2 separate regions of the Mus musculus genome follow, and region 2 is linked to region 1. A link is a loop called in an ENCODE intact Hi-C map of the cell type or tissue named here. Cell type or tissue: heart. All regions are shown on one strand. Links, peaks and the distances in the headings refer to the core of each region. The heading gives the core; the rest is flanking DNA.

Region 1 (10,829 bases), core at 3,711-7,710:
AAATGGAAATCCAATTTGGGACAATGTCCCAGGTGTTGGCCTGGAGTCCAAAAGTCTGTACTCAGTATGATGGTGCATACCTTTAGTCCTAGCTCTTGGGAGGTAAAATCAGGCAAATTTTGAGGGCAGCCTGGTCCTACACAGCGAGTTCCAGAACATCAAGGACCACAGAGTGACCCTGTCTCACAACAAAAAACTTGGCTTGAGGCTCCACCCCTGTAGAGGGCTAGCTGGCACAACCAACCTCTCCACAAGTTCTTGTTAGGTTCCTCCAGCTAGAAGAGCCAAACCCTTTCACAGACCCAGGGAGCACTGAGCCTTCCATTCGTCTCACGAGCGGTTTCCCTTTTGAAAATGTTTGCAAATTTTTGTGCATTGTGTCCTCTCTCCTGCTGTCCTCTCTCCTGCTGATTCTCTGTGGCTTATTTATCACCTCTCTTAGTGCTCTAGCCCAGGAAGCAGGGTTCCACTCCGTAGCTTTGGCTGTCCTGGAACTTGCTCTATAGACCACACACACCACTTGCCTTGAACTCATGGAGATCTGCCTGCCTCTGCCTCTCAAGAGGTGGGATTAAAGGTGTGCATCAGCATGCTATTCTCCAGGCTGGCCTGGAATTTGAACTCCTGCCCAGCCTCTTAAGTGCTGAGAATATAGGTGTATGCCACCATGCCTAGCTTCCTGCCATGTCAATCATACTGCTGTTACGTGTCTACCAAGAATGCCCCTCCCCCATAATATTCGATCTATATTATAAGCAGATCAGAGCCTCCTTTTGGAACTGAGAATTGAACGCAGGATGACATGTATAAGTAGGTTGTGTGGCTTAGAATCCCGCCCACTGTCTAGCCTATTTAGTTTTTTAAATCAAATGAGCTGAATTTTACTAACTTGAAATCATGTACTCCACCTGCATGTCTACAGGATGTTTGAAACGATGCTTAAATATTTAAAAGGGGGTGAATTTTAGGGGGACTCGTTCAAAATGGCCTTGATTACAGCTTAAGTAAATTTGAGACAGCTTTTGTATTGAATACTTTTGTTTTTGAGATGGGGCCTTATGTGTCCAGGTTGGTCTTGAACCCCAGATCCTCCTGGGATCCAGCAGGAGCCTGTTGAGTGGGTAGGATTCTAGTTGTTTTGTTTCTGTTTTTGTTTTGTCTTCTGTTTTTGAGACAGGACATCACTGTGTAGTCCACACTGGCTTGATACTATGAATTGGAAGCAATCTTCCTGCCTCTGCCTACTGAGTGCTGAGATTATTCAGAATTAAGAGGGATAACCCACCTTCCGTTGTTTTTTTAATCCTTGTAAGGAACTTGGGAACCTGGGATAATTTATTACTTACAGTTTTGGGGTTGTTTGTTTGGGTTTTTTGAGACAGGGTTTCTCTGTGTAGCTCTAGCTGTCCTAGAACTCATTCTATAGACCAAGTTGACCTTGAACTCACAGAGATCTACCTGCTTCTGCCTCCCTAGTGCTGAGATCAAGGGTGTGCGCGCCACCACTGCCCGGCTACTCTGTGTTCAGTTAAGGAAAGTAAGGCTGAAAGAGGTGAATGGACTTCCTCAGAGGAACAAACGAGGAGCCACAAGGGCCGCAAATACAAACCCCTCAGGGCTTCCTGCATCACCTTCTGTCTGGTAACAGGTCAACACGCTCTCTTAACCATGCGACCCCACAAGCTCAGAGGGAGAAGCAGAGGCCCAGGGTCCTGAGAACCCAAGGCAAAGGCTCTCCTGACCATCAAGAGTGGCCTCCTGGATGCAAGGGCTAGTTAAATGGTACCAGGCAGTGGGTTTGGCTCTAGCAGGTGTCTGACAACTGGATTTTAGAGAAATGCTGACATGCACTGTCTCCCTGTAGAAGAAAGGCATCCCCTGCCAGGAGCTCCTCCAGAACACTGCCACCATCTCGGGGAAGGGAGGATCCTGGTTCTTTATTAAAACCTTTTCTTCTCAGTAGCATTTGCCCACGGAGGGTGGAGGGCCCCGCGACAGTTCCAGAAGATTTTCTTGGTTTCAAAGGTGGCATTGCTTATGACCAGGAGTTCCTCCCAAGATGAGAGGCTTAGCCAGTTGCAAAAGAGAGGCCTTGAGGTTTTCACTGAGGGACATAGTGGGGGAAGGCAAGAAGCTGAGAGAGCAGTACTAGGGAGGGCCGAGCTCATCCTCCAGTTGTCAGGCTGTTGGGGAGTGGTCCCTGGAAGAAAAGAAGAGCTGGTGACTCTCTACACTTAGGGCTCCTGTCATTTCCTTCCATCTTTCGCCTGGCCATCCAAGCCACACACCACCCTTGAGCATAGACCCCATGCTCCACCTATCCACATAACCCATTTCTCCATGCACACAGCCACCTACACCCTCCTTTCCCAGCCTTCAACTCTGTCCACCTCCCTCATCACCCACTCGTTACTCATCCATCTTCCCTCCCAATCATCTCTCATCTCCCACTTACACTTGAGAGCTGGGGCTTTACTTTGCTCAGAGCTGCACTCCAGGACAGTGCATACAGCAAGTGATTAGCACATGCTGAGCTAACATATCCACTCATCATGTTCCCATCTGCCAACTACTCCTTCAGTTCACTCATCCCTTCCTATCTAATGTTTGTTTGCTTTTTATTTTAAATATTTATTTACTTGTCTACCTATAGGGTAGTATATAGATAGCTCTAGCTGAGTTAAAACTCCCTCTGTAAACCAGGCTGGCCTGGAACTCACAGAGGTCAACCTGTCTCTACCTCCTGAAGCTGAAATTAAAGGCATGTACTGCCACATCACGCTTTTTGTATATTTTTAAATTTATGTGTATTGGTGTTATAGGTCTGTGTACCACTTGTGTGCCTGGGGCCTGTGGAGACCAGAAGAGGGTATCTGATGCCCCTGGAACTGGAGTTATGGATTGACCATTGTGAGCCATTACCTGTGGGTGCTAGGAATCGAATCTGGGTCCTCAGGAAAACCAACAAATGCTCTAAACTGCTGAGCCATATCTCTCCAGCCTCTTTTATTATGTATATATACTTTCTAAATTTCTGTTTGAGACAGGGTTTCTCTGTGTAGCCTTGGCTGTCCTGGAACTCACTCTCCAGATCAAGTTGACCTCAAACTTGTACACCCAGCTCTGTCTCCAGAATGCTGAGCTTAAAGGCATATGCCACCATGCCTGGCAGGTCCTAGAGCATACCAGCTACTCACAACCTCCCTGACTAACATACCTCTGTACCTTGGCCCATACAATCCCTACTGCTTAGAATACTTAGAGCTGTTTCCCTAGAAAATTTTTTTCTTTAGGTGTTTCCTTCTTCAGGAAGCTCTATGATGCCTTTCCTTCCTAGCCCAGATGAGGATGGGGTAAAAATAGTCTTATTGTTTTCTCTTCTTAGGTAGGCACCATTCCATATTGTGTTGTCACTGACCATTAATTTGTCCTGGTCTCATTCTAAACTGAATTCTGCTGGACATGGTGGTGAGCACCTTTAATCCTAGTACTGGGGAGGCAGAGGCAGGTTTATCTTTGTGATGTCAAGGCCAGGCTGGTCTACATGGCAAATTCCAGGGCAACCATGCTACATAGGGAGACACTACCTCAAACAAACAAAAACAAACAAACAAACAACCCCCTGAATTCTTATAGGGCTGAGTCTCTACCGTGCATTCTGTCCCCCCAATCATCTAACTCCTAACACATGGAACGGCACACAGGGGAAGCTGGAAATGTTGGAATTGAATAACCTCATACAAACCTTTTCACGAGGAGATGGCAGAAGGTGTGCCTTGGTTCGGGTTCGATTTTTGTCAGAGCTGGAGATGACAGAAGACAACAGAATAGGCTGAGAATCAGGAACTGGAGCATCAGGAGGGAATAGAATAGAACTTCATGGTTGAAAACTTCCCCCTACCCTGCTGGGATGCTGTCAACCCTTGCTCTCTCCCCACAGGCTCCTGGGAGAAGGACAGAGCCTCACTCACCGGGTGTCAGTGCCTCGGGTCTTAGTGAAGAACACTGGAATTAGAGGCCCCAGTTAAAGGAACAACTTTCCCCATGTTTAGAAGAGTTGTGGCTAGAGCAGGTAGGGACAAGGGGGTTCCTGGGTAGTGACAATGAATGAGTTAGAAGTTAAGGGGCACTGTGCCTAGGATGGGCAAGGAGGCAGAAGATTCCTGGGGAGAGCAGCTATGGTTGGGAGTGAGTCAGGGACTGGTCTCTAGATGAAGAAGGAGAGCGTTCACCATGTCTAGATATCTGAGTCCCTTGGTCTTTTGTGTTCTTTTCCTTATTGGGCAGAGGACTCAAACGGGAGCGAGCAATAAACAGTGCTTCGTCTGTAAGTTCTGTGCTGATTCGGGTCAGGAATTCTTCAGAGCAGGATAATTTCTGAAAAGGAAGTTAGAATTCAGTCTGCAAATTCCCATTGGTCTGGTGTCTTCCAGGCTGCAGGCTCTGGCTTGGGAAACTGGTATTAGAAGGCCCTAGACCTGGAAAGCTGTCTGTGGGGCCTTAGGGTTAAGGCTCAAGGCTAAGGCTCAAGGCTCATGGCTCAGACAGGGCTCCCTGCCTGGCTCTTCCCATCTCCTTCACTTTTCCATTGTCGTTTACCTGCCCTCCACCTAAGGAGGCGGCAGCTTGAGATGACCTGATGTCCTTTTTGTCCCCACTCCTGGCAGATGTGGATGCCATCCTCCTGGAAACGAAGTTTTTGTTAGACTGAGAAGCCAACCCACACCCCCTCAGATTCCGCCTCACTCCACTCCCGGGGCCCCAGATTTATTTAGTCCATAACTATAGCTCAAACATCCTACTGACTCAGTTCTGTCCTTGAAAAAATTGGTTGTTTTGCCTACTAAGTTGAAGGGAGGGGCTCTCAGAACAACTCCCTTCCCTATTCCCTCCAGAGCCCTTCTTCCTCCTTTTCTGCCAAGGCACTTCCTTAGGCAAGACAGCCAACATGCAGTCCCCGACCCGGCTAATTGGTTGAAATCTTAGGGTACTCGGCAGGAGGGGGGACGGAAAGTTCTAAGGGGACCCTATGATGGGCCTCAGGGGATTGGGAGTCCGGGAAAGAAGGTTGGGAAGAGGGAGAGCCAGGGAAGTGCTGCTCCGGATTGCTATAAAGACCTAAATGTTTACGGAAGTTCTATGGTTCCGTTGCTAGGAGACTAGAGGTTCTAGAACTAAGGACAATGTCCTAGTGTGCCATACTGGCTCTCCTGATTCCTTCTTGGAGGCGGTGACCCCAGAGTTATATCAAGGCATTTAGGAGATGGAAAGGCGTTAGGGTGGAACTTGGGCTCTAATCCTCCCACCACCAGGGCGGCGCTAGAAGCAAGCGGCAGGCATGCTCGGAGCCTCTCTAGCCACCTCTTCCCAGCCTGGGTCCCGGAGAGCGACGAGGATCGCAAGCGTCGCGGGCGGGGAAGCGATGTGGGCTGTACTAAGTCACCCAATCTCTTGGGGAGGCGCAGACTCGGGACGGAGTAATCTCTACGCCTTACGGTTGCCTCCAGGAGTTTACGCCCTCTGTGAAATGCAAAATGCAGATTCCCTCTCAGGTCTCTTCTGCTGCTCCCTTTCCAGTTTCTTCCTTTGCGGCTGGCTCTCGAGTCTCTCCCCTCCCCTGTGCGTTGGTACGAGCCGAAGCCTAGGGGCCCCGGCAGGAAAAGGAAGCAGGCCGGCCTTAAAGGGACCTCAGCCATTATTTATTTAATTAATTTATTTATATTTAAAAGCCGCTCTCTCCTTCTTCCGATGTTCTTAACGTCCCGGACAGAAGAGTAGGCTCCAGAAGCCAGGCGCAGCGGAGCTGCGGAGCCCGCTGCTGGAGACGTCAGCTCCTGCCCATCGGAAGGCCAGGTGTGCGTGAGCTGTGCCCAGGGGTGTCCCGCACCCCGGCGCCCTGCGGGCTCTAACAGCTGGGATTGCCCGGGGGAACTGGGCCCAGGGCTCAGGTGGAGCGGCTGATGCCCGGAGCTGAAAGGTGAGACCACGCTGGTAAGGCTGGTACCAAGACCTTGCCCCTCCAGACCTGGGCCGAGACGACAAGGGGAGCCGCCAAGATGCCAGAGGAAAATATCTTCCTGTTCGTGCCTAACCTTATCGGTGAGTGCTGCCTGCGGCCCCAAAACCAGCGGGGTGGGGGTGGGGAGGGGCGCGAGAAACCCTAAGCTGGCTCCCCAATCACACCCTGTACCTCTCCCATCCCATCCCAAGGTTATGCCCGGATTGTCTTCGCCATCATTTCCTTCTACTTTATGCCCTGCTGCCCCTTCACGGCCTCCTCCTTCTATCTACTCAGCGGACTCCTAGACGCTTTCGATGGACACGCAGCTCGAGCCCTTAATCAAGGTGACAGAACTTTACCACCACCAGCACTAACTGGGGTCCCAACATCCTCTGTCCTTTCCCTGCTTTCTCAGAACCTCGTTGAGAGCTGCCTAGGATATAAGCTTGCTCTTGATGATTGATCTCTGTTTGGGATGGGTGTGGAAGACCTAGACCCTGCATAGCTGTGAGCATGGAATTCCATTCGGGTGTGGCATAATGGCTCATGCTTGTAATGCCAGCACTGATAAGGTAGGTAGATTGCTCCAAGTCAGAAGTCATATTGAGTACCACGTGAGCCAGGACTACACAGTAAAATCCTGCAAAAATAAGTGATTGGGGCTGAAGGCTAAGTTTGTTCTCAGAGGTTAAGACTGCTTACTGCTGCCTGGCGGTGGTGGCGCACGCCTTTAATCCCAGCACTTGGGAGGCAGAGGCAGGCAGATTTCTGAGTTTGAGGCCAGCCTGGTCTACAAAGTGAGTTCCAGGACAGCCAGGGCTATACAGAGAAACCCTGTCTCAAAAACAAACAAACAAAGCAAACAAAACAAACAACAACAACAAAACCGAAAGAATGCTTACTGTTCTTCTAGAGGACCTAGATTTGATTCCCAGAACCAACATGATGGCTTACAACCACCAGTTCCAAGGAATCAATGTCCTCTTCAGGCTATATATATATATGTGTGTGTGTGTGTGTGTGTATATATATATATATACGCTGATAGACACTGAGACCATAGAAGATAAATAAACTTTTAAAAATGTAAGTAAATAACAAAGTTCCATTCAACAGGTGTTTACTAGGTAGTTGCTAGGCACAAACATTCGGGATTCTGGAAGAGAGGTTGGTGCCCGGTGGGAGGAAAGCAGATGATGTTTGGAGCTCTGACTTAATTTTGTAATCGAGTTCCCCAGACCCACTTCTAAAATTGCCTCTGAGACTTTGGGTCTGCTTGCCTTTCTTTGGGGCCTGGTTTTGGGTTAGAGGAGTTGAAGATAGAGTTTCCCCATTCCAATACCTCTTTCTTGCCATAGCCCCATGCCTTCTCATTTCTTGTCCTCATAACCCATGCCCTTCTGGCCTCACCATCTTTCCTTCTCTGGCAGTAGATGGTAGGCACTTTCAAACTCCTTTTATTGTCAGCCTGGAGTGATAGGCCAGAGCGGGTACCTGTCACAGGTCCACTATGCCAAACAGTCCCTTTCCACTTAGTAGTCATCATTTTTCAGGAACCCGGTTTGGGGCCATGCTCGACATGCTGACGGACCGTTGCGCCACCATGTGTCTCTTGGTCAACCTGGCCCTGCTCTACCCACGAGCCACCCTTCTCTTCCAGCTCAGCATGAGCTTGGACGTGGCCAGTCACTGGCTGCATCTGCACAGGTTTGTTTGCTTTGATTGATGCTTGGGGTGCTGGTGAGTGGAAGGCATTACAGTGGGGCGGGGACTGGGATGGCTTCAGGCTTGTGGGTGGTTTCTTTTTCCTCTCTCCTTGAGACAGTAGACCAAGGCTTGCTTAGAATTTAGTATGTGCTCATGTAGGCCTCAAATTCATGACAGTCTTCCTACGTCAGCCTCCTGACTCCTGAAGTTATAGGCATATCCCTGCATGCCGCTGTCCTTAAGCCCCTGGGTAATCCCTGTGTCTCTGAGTGGGCTTGTCATTTTTATAGGTGGTGTGAGCAATTTCTAGCATGGGCCTGGCTGAATAATTTAGGGTTCCAAATGGGGGAAGACGTATGGGTGCTTTGTATAGGGCATTCAGTCCTGGCTCTGCCTCACCTAGGGAACTGTATGATTTTGCACAAGATATAATTTTCAGCTTCACACCAGTTCCTCCGCTCAGTGAACGCTCATGAAGTCCCATGCTTTTCTCCCCAAGTTCTGTGGTGCGAGGCAGTGAGAGTCACAAGATGATCGACCTGTCTGGGAACCCTGTGCTTCGGATCTACTATACCTCTAGGGTAAGCACTTCCTGCCCCTCCTCAACTTGATCTGAAAACAGGAAGTCTGAGGCTGAACCCTGGCCAGGAGAGATGCTATACAGCCATCTGAGCAGGAGTGGTCCATGGAGGATAATTGGTGGGACATCATCATGGCAGCAGTGACAGTGAAGCCCCAAGAGAGAGAGGGCGAAGGGGGTGGGTGGAGTCAGAGAGAGACCAAAGAAATATGCAGTATAGTGCAGTGTGCAGCTGGCTGTGAGGCGCTCTCCTGTCTGGCAGAAGTCCCTGTGGGTTACAGTAGGGACATGGCCCTACGTCTTAGGCAGCCTTATATTGTGTGCAGCCTGCTCTGTTCACCCTGTGTGCTGGAAATGAACTCTTCTACTGCCTCCTGTATCTCTTCAATTTCTCCGAGGGACCACTAGGTAAGAAGTGGGGGTGGGGGTGGGGTTCCGCCCTGCCCTGCCCTGCCCTGCCCTGCCCTGGGGGAGAGAGAGGCCTCCCTCTCACACCCCTCCATCCCCTGCTTTCCATCTTTCTTCCTGCCTCCCTGTAGTCGGCTCTGTGGGCCTTTTCCGGATGGGCCTCTGGGTCACAGCTCCCATCGCGCTGCTCAAGTCCGTCATTAGTGTCATCCACCTCATCACGGCTGCAAGAAACATGGCTGCCCTGGATGCAGCAGACCGCGCCAAGAAGAAATGATCCTCTCCCATCCCCAGCTGTCCACCTGCCCTGGGTATCTACTGTACCACGTGACTCCTCTCCTCCTAAGAGGTCCCAGTGTCATGTCTTTCTCATGTGTTCTCTAACCTGCTGGGATTAGGGGTCACCTTCTGTTTGGTGTTGTCACTATCTCTTTAATCCTGATGATTAGACCCAACCTGTGACCCCAAGGACCTGGCACTGCCAAGCAGGAAGGGTGCTCAGGAGGCCCTGCCCATCCAGCTGGTGCTCCGGGAGGCCTGACTGAAGACTGGGTGTTGCCACACATCCTGCTGCCTCAGTCCTGGGGTCTGGAGTGAGACTTTGGGGACATGTGAGGGCAAAGGAGTCAGACTGATGTCATTGGACCTGGGGTACCAGGCTGGGGAGGGAAGGGGCCAGCTAGATCCTTCCCTGAGGCCAGCTCCTCTCTCCTGTCCTGCTCTGGAAACCTCCACAATAAAGGGGGGCCCCTTCAGTCTTTTTGGATGTGTTTACTTTGAGACACTCTTAGATGATGGCCCAGGGTCCATGGGAGCTGGATTAGAATCCACCTGGATGCTTTCCCAAAGGTGGCTGGCTCCTCCCTGTCGTTCCAGTGATCTCGAGAGGCTTTGTGGCTCCTCAGGTTCACAGGCATTGTCTCTGCCCACCTGCTTTATGTCCCTAGCTGGCCACTTTTGATTGTAACCTTGATATTTTCTACCCTCATGAGAATGTGAGCTTCATGAGAGCAGACTTATGTCTTTCTTGTCTCTGCCTAGAGTGAAAACTAGCCTGGCATGTGGTAGCTGCTTAATAAATATTCATGGGAAGATGGATGGTTTTCTCAGAGCATGGTCCTTAGGCTGAGAGTGTGTAGTGTGTGTGTGTGTGTGTGTGTGTGTGTGTGTGTGTGTGTGTGTGTGTGTCTGTGTCTGTGTCTGTGTCTGTGTCTTGGTCAACCTGACCCTGCTATACCCTGTAGCCACACACACATCCACACACACATGCATGCTTGGACGCACACATGCACACACACCCCGCACACCACACACCTTGCTTCCTGGAACTCCTGGTCCTACTTTGGCCTTTTTCACAGTCTACCACCATACCAACTTAAGGGTTAGTGTACACTGTGTACTGACTTAAGGGTTAGTGTACACTGTATACCAACTGAAAGGTTTTTTTTTTTTTTTTGGACTTTTCATTGCTTTTTAAAAAATGATTTATTATTTTAGTACATTGGTGTTTTGCTTGCATGTCCCTGTAAAAGTATTGGATCCCCTGGAACTAGAGTTATAGACAGTTGAGACCCGCCATGTGGGTGCTGGGAACTATACCGCGTCCTGTGAAAGAACCAAGTGCTTTTAACTACTTAGCCAACTCTAGCCCCAAGGCTTTTTATTTTTATTTATTTTTGAGATGGTATCACCACCCACACTGGCCTTGAGTCCCAAAGTGGTGTGCTTCTGCCTCCTGAGTGCTGGGATATGCCACCATATGAATTTTGGTTTTGGTTTTGGTTTTGGTTTGGTTTGGTTTGGTTTGGTTTTGAGACAGCATTCCTATATTACTCTTTCTAGGCTCAAATGAGCCGACCATGGGACCATGGGGACAGGTCACTACCTTGCACCAGCTTTCTTTTTCTGGGATTAAAGGTGTGCGTCAGCACCAGCTTGCACAAGCTTTCTTTATTCTGGCTTTTGAGACCCGGGCTGTCTCAACCGCTCTAGGGAGCAGAGGATGACCATGAACTGATCTTCCTGCTTCCGGCTCCCTTGTGCTAAGACTACAGTAGGTGCCAGCAAACTCAGCGCTCCTTCATTTTGAAGTGCATTGGGCTGCAGCGCTAGACCCCCATTGTTGGCGTTGTT
Region 2 (10,829 bases), core at 1-4,000, 110 kb before region 1:
CGACCTCAGAAGGGACTGTGTGTGCAGGGCAGGCAGGCAAAACACCCATGCACATAAAATAAGTATGTTAAAAAATAAACCACGCAGGTGGGTGGGCATGTGGCACAAGCATGAAACTCTAGCACCGGGGAGGCCTGGTTAGGAGACTATGAGTTCAAGACCAACTAGAGCTACAAATGAAGACTACACCTCAAACAACAACAGCAAAACGCTATAAAGATTATGAAACTACATAAAATACAAAATGTCATGCTCACAAATAAAAATTCTAATAAAACACGAGTTGTTTTGTTTCCTAATATGCTGGCTGTGGCTGCTTTCACATGAGCCATGCAGTTTTTGCTTCAATGACAGTATTTTATAAAGTAAAATATTTTCCTGACTCTTTGCAAAGGAAACCCAGCCTGTTATTCTGCAGTTACTGCCGTCTTTAATCCTCGTCAAGCTCTAGCCAATCACTTAAAATTCTAGTTTGTGGTTTGGAGAGATGGTACAGTGGTTAAGAGCCCGACTGCTTGCTCTTCCAGAGGTCCTGAGTTCAATTCCCAGCAACCACGTGGTGGCTCAAGGCCATCTGTAATGGGACTGGATGCCCTCTTCTGGTGTGTCTGAAGACAGCTACAGTGTACTCATATACATAACATAAATAATTCTAAAAAATCCTAGAAAACCACTTTTCTTCTCAATACCATTAGTGTGTTTGTGCAGATACCTACATGCTATAGCGAGTGTTTTGAGATTAGTGGACAGCTTTCAGGAGTTGTTAGTCTCCTTTGTTCTTAAAGATTGGGCCTCAGTAACAAACTCTATGCCTCTGCCTCTGGCATGCACTACAGGAATGGCTACTACTTTTATCTTTCTAGTTTACTTTTTCACTTATTATAGACAACTGATAGAAATGACAAGCAGCCAGAGGCTTCCTTCATTTTGCCAGCCTGTGTCAAGCACAGTACCTAGAACACAGTGGATAAGGAAATACTTGAAAATCCAGAGGCGTGGTGTGTTCTTTGGAGGCAGAGGCAGGCGGATTTCTGAGGCTAGCCTCAGGCTAGCCTGGTCTACAAAAGGACTACACAGAGAAACCTTGTCCAATGGGGTGAAAAAAGACAAAACAGGAAGAAGGTGACAGAAGGCAGCAACTAGGCTTAAGAACCATTGGAGGGGCCTGCATCAGCTTCCGGACCCTAGGAGGGTGGACCTAGGAACACGTGTTTCAAGGGCCAGTATCTCATATCTTCCTAAAAGTGGTCATGACTTTGCTCACCAGAGGAGTCTTCATCCACGTTCTCATACTGCAGAAGTCGATCTAGAAGGAAACTGAGACAAGTGGGAAGGAGGGTGGGTATCCCCATTTTGGTGGTCTTGAGCCCTACCTAGTCCCTCCTAGGAGACCCACTGGATCCTCCTAAGACTGCATGCATTTGGGATCCTGTTCCGGGACGGCGTAAGAACGGATTCCCTGGGAGTTAACAGTGCCCTCGTGCCCACAAGATGCCTTACCTCTTGTCTCGGGAAACCTTCAGCAATTTCCTTTGCGCCTTTCTGAGCTCCTCCTGGAAGCACTCGTGCTCCTGCGGCGGACAGGGCGGGTGCTGAGCCAAGAGCAATCCATAAAAGACCCAGAACCCGGAGACATCTCTCCCTACTCACCCCCTTTACCACATGGGTAAACTGAGGTCCTCTCCGAGTTAGGCCTCACACTCCACAACCGCCCCACGCTGGCACTCACGTAAATGAGGAACTTGAGCTTCCGCTTCAGATTCCTGTATTTCTTTTTGTAGTCCACTTCGCCGTCCGCTGGTCCGTTCATGACCCGCCAGGGAGAAACGCCCCGGAGTAGAGTCCCGCTACCCAAGTCCGCCCGGCCTCTCACACCTCCACTTCCGGAGACTTTGCAACGCCGTATGAAACGGACTACAACTCCCAGCGTCCTCCGCGCGCGGGGAGCGTAATCACACCGCCCGCCCTCCTGGGGGAAGACCCGAAAGGAACGCTGCTTCCAGTGGCTTCGCGGTGAGCTGAGGTCACAGAGGAGCTGGACACTGGGGGGGCACAATTATTGATTGTAAACTGTTTATAAAGATTTGGAACCAAAAGAATATAACCAGAAATTCAGTATGTTAGCGAGAATACCGTCTCCCTTCTGCCTTTCGAAACAAGCGACCTAATTTGTTAATCCCGACCACAGGGATTGATTGAACTGATTACGTTATAAAGACTGCCGGCGCCGAACCGGCTTCTAGCGAAAATTTTAACACGTAGTTTTAGCAAAGAGTCGAAACCTCGCTCAAGACCCACCAGCTGCTCAGGAAAAAGCAAGGTCGGCCAAAGTTTTCCGTCTCAGTGCTCCACATCGGAGGCTCAACGGTCCCATTCCTCACGAAGCCGCCGCACTGCGCGTGCGCAAACTACTGTCGCTCGGGAAACCAGCCTTGAAGAAAAAAAGGCGGGAGCAACCAATCCCTGGTGACGCAAAATGGCGCCGGGAGATGAGATGCGAAAATTCACTCGCAGCTTCTTTCGAGCTTGCCCGGACCTCAGGTGCATAGAGTCTGGGTATTAGAGTCTGGGTTGTGAAGGGGAGGGGTTAGGCTGGAACTCTGTCATGACACGTGTCTCTGTAGCTCGGTTACGCACGCCATCGTGCGACAGAAATTTTTGATTCACGTGGGTCGGGATCATCTTGAACCTGAAGAGAAGCAGGCGTTGAAGCGGCTGGTGGAGGAGGAGCTGCCGAAAATGCAGGTGTGGGTCTAACCCTGGGCCAGCAGAGACAGGGTTTGTTGCTGAGGGGTTGGGGCAGGGCATCTTGGTTCGGTTTGCCCTCATGCTGCACCCACAGGCGGATGCTGGTACCAGGGAAGGAAAGCCAGACTTTATCAAAGTGAAGAGGTCTCCTGCTCCCTGCAGTGACCCAAAGAAGAAAAGGTTCCGCTTTAATTCAGAGTCAGGTTAGTGCCTTCTTCCCTGTTTATCTGTCTGTGACTCCAGCATCATTGGTTTCTTCAAAAGGCGAGGCGCATGTATTAATTGCAAGGCTGGGGCTTGGGGGACAGTGAGTCAGGAACCAGCTGGGGCCACAGCTGTGGTGCTTCTTGCTGCCCTTCACTCTTAACCAGAGTAGATCTAGAAGCATCCTATTCTAGATGGAAGGAGAGGGAGGAATCCATCCAGTCCCATCCCCATGTTTCAGAATCCAGCTCTTCACCATCCAGTCCAGATGGCTCAGGACCCTCAACAAAGAACAGGACAACCAAGAAGACATGTCTAAGAAGAGCCTTAAAGAAAGCAGTTGAGAGCACAGATGAAGACCACCAAACAGACCTGGATGCAAAGATGGGATTGGAGGAGAGCAGTGAGGGGGAAGCAGAGGGCTCTGTTAGATCAGGTAAGGTCACCGAGGAAGAGGAGGACATGAAACAAGAACAGAAGGGCCAGGTTAGAAAGCAAGCTGGGGCCAAAGACAAGCAAGTACCACTCAAGGCAGACAGGAAGCAGGTTAGGGAAGAGAGTGGGAGCAGTGAGGAGGAGGCTGTGCTGCAGAGAGCAAAGGTGGAGGGAAGCACAGGTGCTAACTGCCAGGAGGAGAGTGAAGAGAGCGGAGAGGAGAGCCCAGCTAAGAAGAAAGAGCTTAGTGAGCCCAGATCCAGAAGTAACAGAGCAGAGAGAACAGCCAGGGAGAGAAAGAGCTATAAGCAGAAAAGCAGGCCTGGGAGGCCAACTGGAGGCTTGCGAGACAGCGAGGCAGAGAAGGAAGGGGGCACAGTGGGCAGTGGGGACAGCAGTGAGGAGGGGGAGGCAGAGAAGGAAGGAGGCACAGTGGGCAGTGGGGACAGCAGTGAGAAGGGGGAGGCAGAGAAGGAAGAGGGCACAGTGGGTAGTGGGGACAGCAGTGAGGAGGGAGAAGAGCACTCGGTGAAGAGAAAGAGCAAGGTCAGGACCCAGACCGAGAGTGGGAGGAGGCAGAACACAAGCAGCAGGGATGACAGTAACAGCACACAGGAGCAAGCAGCTGCTCAAGGCACTACAAAGTCAGGCAGCCTAGGCAGCAGTAATGGTGACAGTGACACAGAGAGGGAAGTGAGTGACTCCCAGGCAGGACAAAACACCAAAGAGGAGAGGAAGAGCCGCTCTTCCAACAAGAGCTCCAAGAACGGCCAGGCCCGAAGTTGTTCATCTTCATCAGATTCGAGTCCAGAACCCACAGGTCAGAAGGGCAAGGCCCGAAGTTCCTCATCTTCATCAGATTCAGGTCCAGAACCCACAGGTCGGAAGGTGAGAGGACACACCAGGTGGGTGGGATCCACTCAGGAAAAGGGACTTCAGCTGCAAACTCCTTATTAGGCTGCCTCTCGCTGTGGAGAGGACCACCCAGCTGTGGCTAGACTAAAGCGTTACATTCGAGCCTGTGGTGCCCACCGAAACTACAAGAAGCTGCTGGGCTCCTGCAGCTCCCACAAGGCGCGCCTGAGTGTCCTCAGGGCTGAGCTGGAAGCACTGGGCATGAAGGGTGAGAGGGGTGTGCCTGAGATCTACAGGAGGGCCTGAGCACTGGGGAGGAGGCCTCACAAGCTGCTTCTGCTCCAGGGAACCCTTCCTTGGAGAAGTGTCGCGCTCTGAAGCTGCAGCGGGAAGAGGCAGCTGAAGTGGCTGCCCTGGATGTTGCCAACATCATCAGCAGTACAGGTAAACAATTTCTGCTTCAGGGAAGGAAGAGCCTGGGGTCCGGGAACTGATTTTTCTCTCCCCACCTCCCAGGCCGGCCACGAAGACGAAATGCCTGGAACCCTTCAGGGGAAGGGACCTCCCCAGGAGAGACTTATCGCCGAACCCTGGACTCAGAAGAGGAGCAGCCGCGCCAAGCACCTCCAGACTGGTCCCATATGCGTGATATCATCAGCAGTGACGGTGACAGCAGCTGAACTCCCGTGTCCATGGTGGACCTTACCCTGTTATACAAGAGCCTGGTCAGTGGAAGCAACTTCCAAAGACAGACTACAGTGGCAGGATCCAAGTTATTGGCACACTACTCAATTTCATGTTCTCTAAGATGGCCTTGGGGTTCATGTGCAAGCATCCTCTCCAGGCATTTGAGTGGACTGTTGTTTGTTTTTAAAGACTCAATAAAAAATGTTTGTAATTACTTCATCCAAATTGGTCCCAAACCGTCATGCCCTGTCTGTCCTTTGGGGTCAAGAATTTAGTAGTCGAATTCTCTCTCTTATCGATTCCAGAGTTGTCCTAGCCCCTGTACTGTGTCATCCAGTCTGTCACCAGATGGTATCAGAGAGGGTATGGCTCTCCCTCCTCCAGTGTGGCCAATCTGGCCTTAGCAATGTAAAGTTGACTCCAAGAATGTATGCCTAGCATGAATAAAGCCCTGGGTCTCAACCCCAACAACACACACACTCTCAGGCTCAGTTCATCTTCATTCCCATGCCGCCAGGGTCTCTTAGCCTCATACAGGGAGTTTTAGTAGACCCGTCTGGCCAATCAGAGCCCAGGTGTAGTAAGATAGACAAATGGGATCCCAAAGCAAAGCAGAATAAGGACTTAAGCTGATGACCTTCTAGTCATATGTGCACCCACTAAAATCACTACAACTTCAATCACGTCACCCAACTAAGCACAAGTAATACTATCACTTGCCACTGATAAATTCTCCACACATACCTTAGACAAAAAGGGAGACATCCTGTGGTCTGTTAGAATAACCAACAGTTTATTAAAAGCTCGCCCTAGGGCTCTGTGCCAGCCCCATAGCTGAGAGGGGCTCCCATGACTGCTCCCAGGTTTGGCAGCAGCCCTTTCCAAGGTCCTTCCCTTGTCCCCCGCCCCAGCCCTGACCCCAATTTAAAAAAAAAAAAAAAAAAAAAAAAAGACAAGACGGCACAGGACGTCAGACAGCAATAGGAGAATGGTGAGACTCAGGCACCCTGACTGCAAGACCCCTGATCCTTCTGGAGGAAGGCCTCCTCCCATTCTCCTTGCTTTGGCACCAGACCTGCTCTGCCATTCCACCAGGTCTGGGGGCCCTGTTGTCCCCAGTTCATGGCCCCATCACAAGGGTTGTATAATTCTCTGAAATATAATATATCTAGACCCACCCTTCCCCTCCCCTAGGGGACCAGATGAATATTTGACACTCACAGTTCCCACCTTTTATAGGTGGTGATGGAGGGAGACCCTGGCACCATGGTGGGGAGGCAGGGCTCCTGGTCAGCCTTGGGGCACCAATGCCCAAGCTGGCCTGGGGTCACTGGCCAGCCCCAAGAAGCTCATGAGATGAGGAGGTCTGATGGGGGAGCTGGAGCCAACATCTGTCCCCACCACCACTGTGTAGGCTTCAAGCACACTGCCTGTAGGATCAGGCACCACCCACTCCCACCTTGCCCTACTCCTCTGCCCACCACTCTGGACTTCAGGAATAGAAGTGGGAGGAGCCGTTGAGGATGTGGGAAGCAACACTGGTGCTTCGGCTCAGCGGCCCTGGCACTGCAGCAGGTGGGCCGACGTTCTCACCACTGCTGCCCCCTGACGCTGCCCGCCTTAGGGGTTGAGGACTGTTTCTTAGCAGCAGCAGAGCCCCTCCACGGGGTGTTCCACTCTGTGTTGGGGGCCCTAACCAGTTTGGAGGCCCTGGGGGAGCCAGCAGAGCTGGCTGACGCCAAGCTGGTGGGGGCATGCCTGGTGGAGGAGGGCCATGGCTCCAATGGGCCCCTGAACGGGGAACTGGACGGGAGGGCCAGGCAGGGGCGGGGGGTGGAGCAGGATAGCCCTGGGCCGCAGCTTCAGCTGGAATGCCCCCCAGAGCCATGCTGGAGAAGCCCAGTCTCATGCTCTCAGCATCGAAGGCCTCGATCTCACGGGCCTGCCGCTCAAGCAAACTCCGGATACGTTCCGAACGGCCTGTCTGTAGGGCCAGCAGCTCTTCTTCCACCTGGGACACCCAGAACAGGGGTGAGTCCTGGAACAGAGAGCCTGCCCTTCCTTTCCCATCTTGGGGGGACAAACCCCTTACCCGTTGCTCTAGCAGTGCCCGCCTCAGAGCTACTCTCTGCTCCAGCTCCCTCAGCTCCCGCTCATGCTGGCTCTCTGTGCGGATCTTGATCTTGCTCTGGTAAGCGTTGAGGAGCTCCAGCTCCTGCTGGAGCTGCTGCCGCAGGGCCTGAAACTCTGCCTCTTGGGTCTCATCAAGCCGGAGCTGGAGGACAGGGAGAACAGGGTTTAGGGACCTCCTCCTCTGTCCCCATCATCCTCCCCTGCCCCAGTAGGCCTGGGCCCTAAGGTGGCAAGGAGCGGCAGTCTCAACCTCTATGAGAATGGAAGATGGTCATACCCTGTGGCACAGCAATTACACTTGCAGGAATCTATCCCCCAGGTATACTTGCACATGTGCTCCAAGTGTTCACGGAAGCGTTGTGATAGCAAAATGCTGGAAACAACCTAAATGTCCACCAATAAGGGATGGGTTAAATAAATTATGGTACATCCATTCCATGGAAAACTCTATACCGTAAAAAACTGAGATAGACATGTGATCTGGAATGATGTCCAAGAGATACTGGGTGGAAAAGAAGTCAGAAAACTACTGTAAAGTCTGATCCTATTGTGTTTCAAATCTGCACTGGAAACTCTACATAAGGCAATCATTACAAATGCACCTCTGAGAGGTGGGACTGAGTGAGAGCGGGGCCTCTAGCTCTTTAGACTCAAGGTGCATTTGAAGCAGGCCACTCCAGTGCTGGTACCGTTTTCCTAAGAGATTCTTTCCAGATTCCTGAAGTCTGAGTAAAATGGTCTGAGAGCCACACTCATTGTAACCTGCTCCCCTGCTCCCTGTTCACACAAAGTAAACTCAGACCCACAAAAATATATTACAGCCAGTATTTTCTTTGGTGGTTCTTGGCAGAGCAGGCAGGGTGACTTTACTTTCTTAAGATATTAGGAAAATAGTAAGAGAAATAATAAGGCCACTAAGGAGACAAAACCACTATGGAAAATGCTAGCAGTGAAAGAGCACCCAAGTTTCCTAAGTTCAAAAGCTCTGTTCACATCTCCCACCTTCCTTTGCCACAACAAGGTTTAAAGCAAAGGCCAACTCCACAGTCCCCTCCCAGAGCCCAGGCCTCACCGCCTGCGAGCTGAGCATCTCTGAAATGGACTGGTCATACTGCTCAGCCAGGATCGCCAGCTTGCGGGTCTGCTCCTCCTTGAGCCGCTTAAGAAGGCTCTTGTGCTGAGCTTTGGGTGTGGTCTCCAGCAAGTGTGCCCGAAGAGCCTTGTATTGCCGCGTCTGGATCTTACACGTCTCCTGGAACTGCTTCTTGATCTGCAGCTCCTTTGACTGTGCAGTGAACGGATCAAGGGGAAACGGGGCAGGGGAGAAGGAGAAGAGGAGGAGGAAGAGGAACAACGAGGGGAAGGAAGAAAAGGAGGAAGAGACAGAAGCAGAGACAGGGAGAGGGAGAGAAACAGAAAACATGTTAGACAGAGGGGGCGGGGGGAGCTGTACACAGACAGACGTGGAAAGATGGAACTGTTGAGAGATGAAAGTCTCCATGGGCAAGAGAGGTGGAGGAAGGAGAGAGGCTCTGAGTACATCCAGAGTTGCACTGGATGCACAAGAAGAGACGTAAAGATCTTACAGACAGGAAGCTGAGAATCTTTAGAGGGCTGAGTACACAAAAGAAACGCTGATCATGCGAAGAGGGAGGGAGAAAATATTGCCCTGAGACAGAAGGATGTGATCACATTGAATATAAAAGAATATAAAAGGCTGAGTGAGAGACCAAGGCACACACAACATCCACGAAAGGGTAATACAACTAAGGGCAGGCAGAGGAAAGCCCAGGCCCAGTACCTGAAGGAAGGCAGGCAGGAAGCAGCACTGGGCTGAGGAATGGGTAAGAGGATGCCCCATGTCAGGCCACTGAAGGGAAACGGCAGCAGAGAGTGGCCAGAAAAGATCTGAGAAGTTCCGCTGGGAGCAGCTGCCCCCCTGACCAGATCCACACTTCAGCTCAGCCCAACATAATCAACCCAACTCCAAGCCCACAGCAATCCCAGACCTCTAGTTTTTGTACATTCTACCTGGTCCCAACTCACCACCCTTGACTGGAGGTTCTGTGGTTCCAACCCCAACCCTGTAGACTAATGCCTGACCCAGGTGAGAGACGCAGTTCCAAACCGTGTAAGCAATAGGTTCACAGTAAAGGAAGGGGCAAAAAGACCAAAAGCCTTTAACCCTAAGTAAGTACTCGCTGGAAGGGTCGCACAAACAGGTGGAACTGTGAGATGAGGAAGCTCTGTGGAAGCTCCACAGGGACTCACAGCCCAGAGCTGGTTGTGGTCATGGTGCAATGAATCTATGAAGGCAGAGGATGAGGCTGAGGTGTGAAAGGAGTGAAGACAACGGAGGTGGGGTGAGGCGGTCATGGAGCTGAGGGCCAGGGTCCAGATTCAGGGCAAACCAGGGAGGCTGGGCGGTAGGACAAAGCAGACAGAGGCAGCCTGGGCCAAAGGTGTAGTTCCGCTCAGATATTTTATTTGTGTTTTTCTTTTTTTTTTTTTTTTCTTTTTTGGTGGAGGGGAAGGGGACAGGTTGGAAGGGAGACAGAAAAACAAAATCAAAGAGGGAAAACCCCCATGACTTCCATCCCTGCCACCCCTGGCCCCAGGCCTGAGCCAATGAGGGTGAGGATGAGCACACACAGCAGGGGACAGCAATAACTTAGGGGACTGGGGAAAACACAAAGAGTGTCATTTCTGGACTCCATAGCAGAGGAGGCTGCCTGTCTAAAAACCTAGATCTGGGGCCGGGATTGGACTTGGGAAAACATACTGAGGAAGAAAGGTCAGAAGGGGAGGAGAGGCTGGGAGACTGGAGAAACTTTACTGAGTCATGGGAGATAAAGTGCTCAGTGCCCTAAATTTGGGTGGAGAATTGGAACTGGTTACCTCCAGGGAGGCAGGGTCCTGCGAGTCTGAGATCTCCGCCCAGCTACAGTCCCTGGTGGTAGCTGTCGGGAAGCAGAGAGCCCAAGACGGCGTTGGCTGCGTGGCAGCAGCCGAGGGATCCGACTAGGCCGTTCACCCTTAAGCAGGCCCCAGCTGGCTAGTATATGAACAGCCCAGGGGGGCAAGCAAGAAGCTAATCTGTGGCTAGCCCGTGCTAGGCGCCAGTTCCAGCCCTTGCACACAGCCCAAACTCTTGTTAACTGAGCTAGGGGGTGTTGAGTAGTGCGAGGATTTCCCTGACGGGGCCAAGGGACAGGTAGTCGACTTCGGAAACCATTCTTATTGGTCTTAGGGTACAGGGCAAACAGCCCCCGGTCTCCTACAGCCCCACAGCCCTGTAGGGCCCGAAAGACCATGGGTGACAGGCGTAGCAAAATCCTCAACCAGAGTCGAGAGATACCCCGACGCATCTGGGGGCCTTGTTGCCGTACCCATTTGCCCCCAGCTGCCATAGCTGCCAGAGGTAAAGCCAGGCTGGGCCAAGCTAGGAGCCAGGCAGCCCCAAGGCCCAGAGGCACACCCATAAGGCCTCTGCGCCAGCTCAGGCTAAGGACAGCCAACAGTGCAGTACCCTGAGCCAGGAGTAAGAACAGACCGGGGGGCAGGTGTAGAGCTGTACAAAGGAACAGGTAGGAGGCCCCCAGGCCCACTAGCCCTACCTCAAGGGCCAGCAGTGCTGCCTGCAAGCCACCTCCACCCTGGGCTGCCAGCAATGGGAGTAGCAGCAGGAGGAGTAGGGGCAGGAGGCCAGAGGAGGACCCCACTGCAAAGGATAGGCCAGCCAGGAGGCCATGAGACAGGAGTCCAGG

What was found. Peaks named below come from ENCODE experiments on the same cell type or tissue, not always from the same donor. Only the 100,000 strongest peaks of a DNase experiment are listed, where the experiment ranks them.
Region 2: it touches region 1 in a loop (3-fold over the local background); 2 of 42 quality-filtered maps call a loop at or near these places.

Annotation. Positions count from the first base shown.
Region 1 is chr7:126,970,708-126,981,536 of GRCm38, forward strand. Cdiptos (CDIP transferase, opposite strand) reads right to left here and starts at 5,139. Exons shown (of 6, transcript NM_001362232.1): 1 at 5,119-5,139; 2 at 4,600-4,684; 3 at 4,233-4,377; 4 at 3,972-4,005; 5 at 3,746-3,803; 6 at 1,913-2,200. The coding sequence starts at 4,680. The coding sequence ends at 2,165. Cdipt (CDP-diacylglycerol--inositol 3-phosphatidyltransferase (phosphatidylinositol synthase)) reads left to right here and starts at 5,751. Exons shown (of 6, transcript NM_026638.4): 1 at 5,751-6,099; 2 at 6,211-6,345; 3 at 7,555-7,708; 4 at 8,208-8,289; 5 at 8,615-8,696; 6 at 8,828-9,792. The coding sequence starts at 6,057. The coding sequence ends at 8,973. In heart, for the core only: a CTCF peak has its summit at 5,309; DNase peaks (open chromatin) are centred at 4,964, 5,294 and 5,644; H3K4me3 peaks cover 2,216 bases; H3K27ac peaks cover 2,199 bases.
Region 2 is chr7:126,859,976-126,870,804 of GRCm38, forward strand. Ino80e (INO80 complex subunit E) reads right to left here and starts at 2,397. Exons shown (of 8, transcript NM_001370765.1): 1 at 2,299-2,397; 2 at 1,730-2,042; 3 at 1,501-1,571; 4 at 1,265-1,317. The coding sequence starts at 2,354. It overlaps Hirip3 (HIRA interacting protein 3), which reads left to right and starts at 1,997. Exons shown (of 7, transcript NM_172746.3): 1 at 1,997-2,541; 2 at 2,625-2,745; 3 at 2,843-2,951; 4 at 3,194-4,275; 5 at 4,345-4,510; 6 at 4,588-4,686; 7 at 4,759-5,147. The coding sequence starts at 2,477. The coding sequence ends at 4,922. Taok2 (TAO kinase 2) reads right to left here. Exons shown (of 16, transcript NM_001163775.2): 16 at 9,528-10,829. The coding sequence ends at 9,957. In heart, for the core only: a CTCF peak has its summit at 1,971; DNase peaks (open chromatin) are centred at 1,131, 1,936 and 2,406; H3K4me3 peaks cover 3,412 bases; H3K27ac peaks cover 3,043 bases.